Regions from separate parts of the Homo sapiens genome. Here region 1 is linked to region 2. A link is a contact called in ENCODE Hi-C or POLR2A ChIA-PET data. All regions are on one chromosome and are shown on one strand. Each heading gives the region's core, a stretch centred on a gene start or an enhancer-like site at or near the end of the contact. The rest is flanking DNA. Distances are from core to core; before and after follow the strand shown. Region 1 holds the start of PDZK1IP1 (PDZK1 interacting protein 1). Region 2 holds the start of STIL (STIL centriolar assembly protein).

Evidence for each region. Hi-C counts contacts between places; a loop is a spot of excess contacts on that map. ChIA-PET counts read pairs that join two places held with the same protein, here RNA polymerase II (POLR2A). Pooled maps may share reads with other maps.
Region 1: a loop to region 2 is called in a map of ascending aorta, with 9 times the contacts of the local background. The contact joins the promoter of PDZK1IP1 here to the promoter of STIL in region 2. A Hi-C loop is called at or near these places in 13 of 168 maps with a recorded cell type or tissue (Caco-2, IMR-90, K562 and 10 more) and 23 of 50 pooled maps. POLR2A ChIA-PET finds 5 or more read pairs at or near these places in 12 of 52 experiments (A549, Caco-2, GM12878 and 8 more).

The regions. Positions count from the first base shown.
Region 1 is chr1:47,188,253-47,193,296 of GRCh38, forward strand. It overlaps PDZK1IP1 (PDZK1 interacting protein 1), which reads right to left and starts at 1,784. Exons shown (of 4, transcript NM_005764.4): 1 at 1,614-1,784. The coding sequence starts at 1,680. RefSeq lists a silencer at 2,065-2,359 and an enhancer at 3,189-4,138.
Region 2 is chr1:47,312,736-47,317,421 of GRCh38, forward strand. STIL (STIL centriolar assembly protein) reads right to left here and starts at 1,412. Exons shown (of 17, transcript NM_001048166.1): 1 at 1,301-1,412. RefSeq lists an enhancer at 1,422-2,151 and a silencer at 1,469-1,518.

The DNA.
Region 1 (5,044 bases), core at 534-3,033, 120 kb before region 2:
GCCTTGGCCTCCCAAAGTGCTGGGATTACAGGCATGAGCTACTGCACCAGGTCCCTTCTCTGCTTTTTGACCCTTGACACCAACACAGTCCCTCAAGATTTTCCTGAAGTCCCTGCCTTCAGGCCTCTGCTTCCCCAAAGGACTTTCCTCTTCCCCAGCATCACTGCACTCCATGAGCCTGCAGGAGCTCAGCCTTGTAGAGAAAAGACCCTCAGCGGGGAGAAGTCCCAGGACAAAACACAGGTCAGCAGGGGGCTTCAGAGGGGTCCTGCCTCCAGGCCAGAATATACCTGCATCCCTATATTTTGAGGGACCCAAGCTGGACATGAGAAAACCTTCCTCTGGCTCACTCCTGCTCAAATGTCCTCCTTTGAGTCTACCAAAAGCTCTCCTGCTGCAGTGGAGGCCTGACCTCTTCTCCGAGCCTGGCAAATATTGGGAAGGAGGAAGGAGGCTAGGAACTCTCTGGCCTGTAGTGAGGTCAGACCTCACTTATCTCCAGGGGAAGCAGAAGACACACAGTGTGATTACCCTCAGTTCCACACCTGCCAAAAAGCAGTATTTGGGAGTCATTGTTTCCCTAGGGGTTCAGACTGCTCCCTCAGGTCAGTGGTTGCTCAAGCATGGGGAGTTAGGGCTCAACCCTTGGAGGCCCCTCCCTGTTTCCTCCTAGACCCTGCAGCCAATTCTCTCCAGTCACCCCAGGGACCACAGTCCCTGCTCCTCCTCCCATGCACATACAGCAAGGGGCAGTGTCTGGGGCAGGAGAAAGGTGGTCTGAACCCTGTCCTTTCTTGCCGTGCTCTGTGACTCAACCTCTCTGGTCTGCAGTTCCCCAGAGGGCTTCCAAGACCTGGGAGACAGAGTTGAAGCAGACACACATAAGAGCTCGGGGTGGGGGTGGGAGGGGAGCTCTGAAAGCATCTTTGCCAGTCCCCTCTGGACCAAGTCCCACCTGCAGAGTCCCCAGACTTTGGCTGCAGATGCAGCCTGACAGTGTAGAATGAAAGCCAGACCTTGGGTTAGTTACTTCACCAGGTGCAAAGCCCTTCTTCACCTCTGACCTGGCAGCAGCCCTGGGAGGTGGGCAGGGTGGGGTTTATTGTTCTCATTTTATAGGTGAGAAAACTGAGTCTCAGGAAGGGGCAGTGATTTGCTCAAGGTCACACATCCATTCAGGCAGAGCAGGACGAAGAGGTCAGATATTTGGGGGAGTCACACTGGGCACTGTTCTCTATCCAAGCCCAAGAGGCCGAGACAAAGCCCAAGTCTTTGAGGGGTGGCTTGGGCCCCACTCTCACCCTACTTGTACCCCCGGGTCCCCTGTACTCAGGACCCAGCCATCCCTTGGGCAATGCCTGCTCTTGGGGCTTGGGCCTCAAATCCTGTTCCTCCCTGAGATCCTAGAACCAACTGCTGCCAGTTTTCACTCGTTGAAAACAAGTGACAGGCAGAGACTTGGTTCAGAGGTCTCTGCCTTGGGACATTCTTTCAGCTAGCGCAGTCCCTGCTCCCCCTCCAAACTGTAAGTATCAAGGCCCTGGGGAGGGGAGCCAGAACACCACCTGTCCACCCCTGGGTCTCCCGTGCCCAGCCCTCTCCTCCTGAGCTACCTTGCTGACAGCTGGCAGGTGGCACTGCCGTGAGCAGGCCCAGAATGAGGAGGCTGAGGGCCGACATGGCTGCAGCAGCTCCTAGCCTTGCTTCTGGCCGCCGGTGTCTGGGCTCCTGGAGCTGCTGTGGAGTCTATTGGTGTCCGCCTGAAATCAACCTGGGCTCAGTCTGGCCCTGGAGGAGAGGAGCTAGGAAGGAGGAAGGCGAGGGAGGGAGGAGACACGAAGACGGGCGTCGGAGAGAACGTGCCCTCCCTCCCATGGTAATGAGCTGCCAGACCTGGCCTCCCCTGGCTGGTGCCCAGCTCACTTGGGCTGGCATTCGAGGTCATCTTCCAGGGGCCAGCTAAGGAGGTGGGTATGAGGAACAAGCAGATGTGGGAGAGTCCCAGCCTCACCTCCATGCCCTGAGCTCCCTTTTCCTGGCAGTGGGGCTGGATTCTAGGGAAAGGGGTGACACACAGTCGCTCCTGCCTTGACTGAGCCCAGTGGGCGGGGCTTCTTGGAAGGCTGACAGTGGGATTAAGAAATGTCCTGGCTGGCTCAGGAGCCTGGGGAAAACCCCAGAAGCCCAGAGAAGGCTCAAAGCTGCCAGACTCCGCCGAGAGCCTGGCCTATTTCCTGTTCTCCCCACCACCTGCCCCTGCCCCGCCAAGCTAAACTCTGGGACTCTAATGCTGGGACACACTACGGCTTCAGTGCCTTCCACGCCCTGGCCCAGCCCAGTAGCTTCCTAAATCCACCCCCTTCTGCAAAGATCTCAATAGAGGGCCTGAAGGTCCCAGTCCCCAGCTTTCACAGCCCATGCCCAGGCCCTGACCCAGCACAGCTAACCTAGTCCCAGTTCGGTTCTTCCTCTTGGCCCCAGATGTGGTCCCTGGAAACCGGGCAGGGCCTCAAAACAAGATACAGCCTTGGTCAGAGGCTTCAACACCCAACTTCAGATCCATCTCCACCCATGGCAGAGGAGAAAATGGGCAAACACAGCCTGCTGTGGGGGACAAAGGACGGACACCCCAGATGGCAAGGTGCGATCTGGGGCCCTGAAGCCCTGGGCCCGTCACCCTCATAGCCAAAAGCAGCATTGAGGAAGGCACACCTAGCCCCTGGAACAGGGAGGCCCTGGAGCCAGAGCCCTCGGAAGAGGCAAAAGCCTCCCCAGGATCACGTGGTGTCCACCTGGCCCTCCAGCTCAGGGAATGAGAATGGCCAGAGTTCCTGTGCAAGCCCCTGACCAAGGGTCATGCTGGTCTCCTTGCCCCACCCCCCACCCCAGAAGTATGGGAAGCTGAGATGCTGACTCCCTAGAAAGGAGCGGGCCAACTGGAACAAAGTCTCATCAGAGATGGAAGGTCCCCAGGAGCCAGCACCTGAGCTGAAGGCACCTCCACAGCCTCTCTTCCCTGAAGCCACCAAACTCCTATTCATCAGGCCTCCTGGGCAACCCTTCCTATGGCAGGTTGATTCTGCCTTCCTGCTCCAGCGGGAGCACTCAGACATCATGCCTCAGGCCTGCTTCCTGTGTGTGTGTGTGTGTGTGTGTGTGTGTGTGTGTGTGTGTGTGTGTGTGGTGTGTGTGGGTGTGTGTGTGTGTGTTCACATGCGTGTGCAGTCGGGCCCATTGCCATCCAAAGATGGAGTGTCTCAAGGTGATCTGGGAGAACTTTGCTTGGAGTTGAGTGATGCCTCCCAAACATGTATATCCTGGCCTCCCTCCCACACCCAACTTGGTGTCCTCAGAATCTTCTAACACAGACTGGAGTAAGCACTGTGCATGTTAATGAACAGCCAGAGAATCACTGATTGGAATGTAAGGAATGGGGCTGAATTTAACAAACATCTACTGGTGCCTTCTCCAAGAATTTTAGGGAGGAGAGTCACATGGTTAGTTTTGCGTTTGGGAAAACACCTCTCCATGCAGTGTGGAGAGTGAAAGGGGCATGCAAAGGCTGGAGAAGAGAAATCCAGGGATCTGCTACAGTGGCCACAACACCAGTGCCTGGACCTGGGCAGGAAGTGCCCATGGGAACAGATCTGAGCCCTGTTGAGGAGGTAGAGAAGCCGGGGTGTGGCTGCTGGAACACAGTGCCAAGCTGGGAGAATGGGTACAGGCAGGAGGCAGGGCTTCAGGTGACTCCCAGGTTTCTGGCGTAGGCAGCTGGGTAGATGCTAGTGCCTCAGTAGGGGCCAGAGCAAGTTTGGGGGGTTGGAGGATTAATGAGCTATAGATTTTGAGGTATTATGCTTGCAGTGCCTGTGGACTTTCCAGAGGGAGACATCTGGAAGGCTGCAAAATCCCTGCATCTGGAGTGGAACATCTGGGAGCCGTCTGCAGCACAGGGATGGTAACTGAGGCCTGGGAGCTCATGGTCTCCCCAGTGTGTGTAGCGGGGGTAGGGGTGTTGAGGGGAGAGCACAGAAAGAAGGAGACACGCCCCCAACACACAAAGGTCTTTCAAAGGAAGAAGGGGCAGGAGGAAACAGGAGGAAGCAACCCCAGGAAAGTGGGGTATCCCAGGAGCCAAGCAAGGACAGACTTAAGGAGGGTGGGGGGGTCACAGCTGTGCCACCCCCTCCAACCAGTGCCCTCAGCACTCAAGTCCCAGGTTCTGCCTTCCCCACCCCAGTATCCTCCACTTCCCTGAAAAACCCAGGGAAAGGAAAGGATCCCCTGGGCTATGCTTTGGGAGTGGTGGGGGAAGGGGATGAACAGGAAGGACACCAGGTGATCAACAGGAGGAAAACATACCTCCTGGGTCAAAGTCCCAAGCTTTAGAGCAAAACAAGTTGTTCCAGAAAAGAGGGAGCATGGGTGGACACTTGGCTTTGAGGCTGGTCCCTCCTCCCTGGAGGTCTTCACACGGGTGGAGGGTCATCTCCCCAGCTGTATGGACACAGCCCTGATCCCCATGGTAACAAGGTGGGCCCCCCTACTGGTCTGGCTGGGGCCCAGGGTCTGGACTAAGGTCTCAGCAGCCCCACAGGGCTGCACCGTGTGTCCTGAGCAGCTGTTCCATCGACGTTCAGTTCCTCCTTCCTGTTCCAGCCCAGCTGTCACGCAAAACCATCAGGCCCCTTAGACAAGCCCTCCATCCAGCCAGACCTTATGCGATTGCCCTTCAGAAAAGCCAAAGTGGGCCTGGACTGTTTCCAGCAGTCTCCTTCCTCCCAACCCCATCTTGTCAGCCATTCCACTCACTGCCAGCAGGTGGCAGTGTCTAGCTCCAATACCAGACTGGGCGTGCAGGGAGCCAGTTTGCTGCTGAAGATTCTGCAACTTCCCCTCCCTCCAGCCCCCACTTTTGCCCTCCTCCAGGGGTGGTCTGAAGAAAGGGACGGTGGACATTGACATGTAAATAGTCTGGGAACAGCATACAGGGAGTGCTCAGGGCTCTGACATAGGGCAGCGTGGTGGACTACATTGCTAAGGA
Region 2 (4,686 bases), core at 162-2,661:
AATATACATAAGGTACTTTCATTCTGTCAGTGTTGTACAAGCCACTAAAGGTAATAAAACTAAAACCACACAACATCTACACCTAGCAAAACATATTCTCAGGTAAAGTCATTATCGTGTACAATAGAAACGTTCAAATCATCCTCACCCCTTCTTCCATATAAATTATCTTTCCATACCCACCACCTTAGTTGCTAACTTCATCAACTCACCAGACTTATGGAAAAGTCCCCATAATGCTGCTAGAAGAGTGTTTCCATATAAATCTGATCAAATTATTCTCCTGCTTTAAAAGTCAATGGCTCATGTCAGGGGCGGTGGCTCACGCTTGTAATCCCAGCATTTTGGGAGGCCGAGGCGGGTGGATCACCTGAAGTCAGGATTTCCAGACCAGCCCGACCAACATGGTGAAACCCCGTCTCTACTAAAAATACAAAAATCAGCCGAGCGTGGTGGCGTTTGCCTGTAATCCCAGCTACTAGGGAGGCTGAGGCAGGAGAATCGCTTGAACCCGGGGGACGGAGGTTGCAGTGAGCCGAGATCACTCCACTTCACTCCAGCCTGGGCCAAAGAGTGAAACTGCGTCTCAAAAATAAACATAAAAATAAATTTTTTTTAAAAAGCCGATGGCTCTTCTTTACATACAGAATAAAGGATCTTCACAATCCAGCCCCACTCTATTATTCCAACCTTAACCCCCCCATCCACTCATCCTACATTCCAGTCAAACTGAACTACTTGCAGTGCCCCGGTTTCAATATCTGCACAGGATGCCTCCCTTAACTTGGAATGCCCTAGTAAACCCCCGCCATCCCTCACAATCCAACTCGAATGTCACTTCCTCTGTGAAACCTTCTCCCAGACACCGTGGCGATGGTACTATACTGTCTGTACTCACACGCATAGCATTCTCGCACTTTGCTGTTTACACTTTACTTCCAGTAGTCCATGAACTTCAAACATTAACTGATCCCTTACTACGTAGCAGAGTGTGAGCCAGAAATTGTGAGGAATGCAAGAGCGAGCATTCAAGGTTTCAGTCCTCAAGAAATTCCCACCGTAAAAACAACTTTAAATGGCACGTTATCGACTGCAAACCTCTTTCACATACCTTAGCTCAGATGATACCCAAGGATTTCATGGACTGCTTAATTTCTCCCACTAGCTCCCCTTCTCGTCATCTGCTCCAGGCTCCTGGAGGGCGGAACCCACTACAGGGCTTTGAATGTTACCCACCAACCTTCCCAGGGCCCCGCTGCCGCCTCTCAAGGGGAAACCAGGAGCACAAAGCTCCACTTACCGCAACTTCCGCGGAGCTGAGGTCTGTTTGCAGGGTAGGAGCGGGAGCCGGCTCCAAGGAGCGCCACCGCCGACTCCGGCCCCGCCTCTGGGACGTTGGGGTCGCGGGAACTGAGGCGGCAAACACAAGCTCGCGAAACTGAAGGCCGCGCCACGCCTGCTGACTGGTCAGAAACCTCGCCAGTCAGGGAGCGGGGGTGGTGCTAGAGAGCCGCGCACGGTCGCCGTTACGTATTGGTGTGCCGACCAATCAGCGCCCCGCACTGGTTCCGCGCTCGACCAATCCCAAGTCTTCTTGGAGAACTGCGGGCGCCACCGGCGCTCCAGGATCAAGGATCCGAGGATTTAAACCTTTCATTTCGTCAACGGTTAAGTTCCGGGGCGGGGTAGGCTTTCCGCAAGCGCAATGGAAAGCCCAGCTAGGTAGACGGAGGAGCGAGTGGCAGATGAAGCCGGAAGTGCTCTATAAGATGATCATTGGTCGGCGACTGGAAGCGGACACCCGAAGAACAGTTTCCAAACTCTTTACCTGAAAGCACAAAAGACAAGAAAGTTAGAGTTATTCCAGTTTCTTACTTTTTAATTTTTATTCTAAAATGTACATTTTTAATTTTTCCTTTTTGTGATCACTTATCCTCAACTTCTAGATTTCTTCCAGTTTCTTTCCTAGGAAGCCATCTGTTTTAGTGACATAATTTTTTTTTTTTTTGAGGTGGAATCTCACTCCGTCGCCCAAGCTGGAGTGCGATGACGCGATATCGGCTCACCGCAACCTCGCCTCCCGAGTTCAAGCGATTCTCCTGTCTCAGCTTCCCAATTAGCTGGTATTACAGGCGTCCACCACCCACCACCACGCCCGGCTAATTTTTTTTTTTTTTGAAACGGAGTCTCGCTCTGTCGCCCAGGCTGGAGTGCAGTGGCGCGATCTCGGCTCACTGCAAGCTCCGCCTCCTGGGTTCATGCCAGTCTCCTGCCTCAGCCTCCCGAGTAGCTGGAACTACAGGCGCCCACCACGCCCGGCTAATTTTTTGTATTTTTAGTAGAGACGGGGTTTCACCGTGTTAGCCAGGATGGTCTCGATCTCCTGACCTCGTGATCCGTCCACCTCGGCCTCCCAAAGTGCTGGGATTACAGGCGTGAGCCACTGCGCCCGGCCTAATTTTTGTATTTTTTAGTAGAGACGGGGTTTCACCACGTTGGCTAGGCTGGTCTCGAACTCTTGACCTCAGGTGATCTACCCGCCTCGGCCTCCCAAAGTGCTGGGATTACAGGCGTGAGCCACCACTCTGGGCCAAAATTTGTATTTATTAATTGATTGATTGATTGATTGATTGAGACAGGGTCTTGCTCTGTCGCCCAGGCTGGAGTGCTGTGACGCTATCTCGGCTCACTGCAACTCACTGCACACTGCCTTCCAGGTTCAAGCAATTCTCCTGCCTCAGCCTCCGGAGTAGCTGGGGTTACAGACAAGCACCACCACGGCCGGCTAGTTTTTGTATTTTTAGTAGAGACCAGGTTTCACCATGTTGGGCACTGGGCTGATCTGGAACTCCTGACCTCAAGTGATCTGCCCACCTCGGCCTCCGAAACTGCTGGGATTACAGAAGTGAGCCACCGCCCCCAGCAAAGTAACATAAAAATTTTAAATTCCTGTTGAGTAGAAGAAAAGAATGTGACTTAAATTTATAAACCATATATGCCTATCTCTACAACTAGCATTGATATTATATATAGTATTGATATTTTATGTATTTATATACAGTCAGCCCTCTATCAGTGGGTTCCATATTCACAGATTCAGCCAACCGCAAATGGAAATATTCGGAGGGGAAAAAAACAAAATAACAACAATAAAAATAATACAAATCCAGTCTGGGCAACATGGCAAAACCCCATCTCTACAAAAAATACAAAAAAATTGCCAGGCATGGTGTCATGTGCCTGTAGTCCTACTACTTGGGAGGCTGAGGTGGGAGGACGGCTTGAGCCGGGGAGGCAGAGGTTGCAGTGAACTGAGATTGTGCCATTGCACTCCAGACTGGGTGACAGATCAAGACCCTGCCTCAAAAATAATAATACAAATAAGACACACATGTTGGGTGCGGTAGCTCCTGCCTGTAATCCCAACACTTTGCAAGGCCGAGATGGGAGGATCGCTTGAGGCCAAGAGTTCAAGACCAGCCTGGGCAATATAGCAGCACCCTGTCTCTACAGAAAATTTAAGAATTAGTGGGGTGTGGTAGTACAGGCCTGTAGCCCTAGCTACTGGGAAGGCTTAGGTGGGAGGATTGCTTGAGCCCAGGAGTTTGAGGCTGCAGTGAGCTATGATTGTACCACTGCACTCCAGCCTGGATGACAGAGCAAGACCCTATCTCTCAAATAATTTAATTTAAAACTATAACCAATTTGACCGGGTATGGTGGCTCATGACTGTAATCCCAGCACTTTGGGAGGCCGAGGCGGGTGGATCACCTGAGGTCAGGAATTCAAGACCAGCCTGACCAACATGGAGAAACCCCGTCTCTACTAAAAATACAAAATTAGCCAGGTGTGGTGGCACATGCCTGTAATCCCAGCTACTAGGGAGACTGAGGCAGGAGAATCGCTTGAACCCGGGAGGTGTAGGTTGCGGTGAGCCCCGAGATCACGCTATTGCACTCCAACATGGGTGACAAGAGTGAAACTCCATCTCAAAAAAAAAAACAAAAACCTATAACTACTTTTTACATAGCATGTACACTGTATTAGGTATTATACAATGTGTTAGGTATTATACAATTAGTTATTATGAGTAGTCTAGAGATGATTTTTTTTTTTTTGAGACAGGGTCTCACTCTGTCACCACAGACTCAACTTCTGGCTGAAGTGATCCTCCACTTCAGCCTCCCTAGAAACTGAGACTACAGGCATATGCCACCATCCCCAATTAATTTTTGTTTTAAGATGATTTAAAGTATAAGGATGACTGTACATTGGTTATATGCAAATACTATGCCATTTTATATAAAAGACTTGAGTATCTGTGGGCCAAATTTGGTATCCCTGGGGTTCCTGGAACCAATCCCCCATGGATACAGAGGGAAGACTGTTTATATGGTATTAATATTCCTTTGATAATTTGTAATTATTTCCACAGCTAATGTGGTAATAGTGCTTTCTCCACCAGTATCTGATATTATTCTCCTAAAAGCCAAAGTAGAGAAGTGTTATCCCTATTTAACAAGAGATGAAATGTGTTAAGATCCCACAGCTAGTTAGTGCAGAGACAGGATTTGAAATGTCACTTATTTTCCTCAACACTCCACTTTTGTTAGTTTCCTGAGCAATATGGAAATATCTTAAAGTCCGAGCTGTATTTGTAGGCTGCTCTGGTCAGAATAAGCAGCT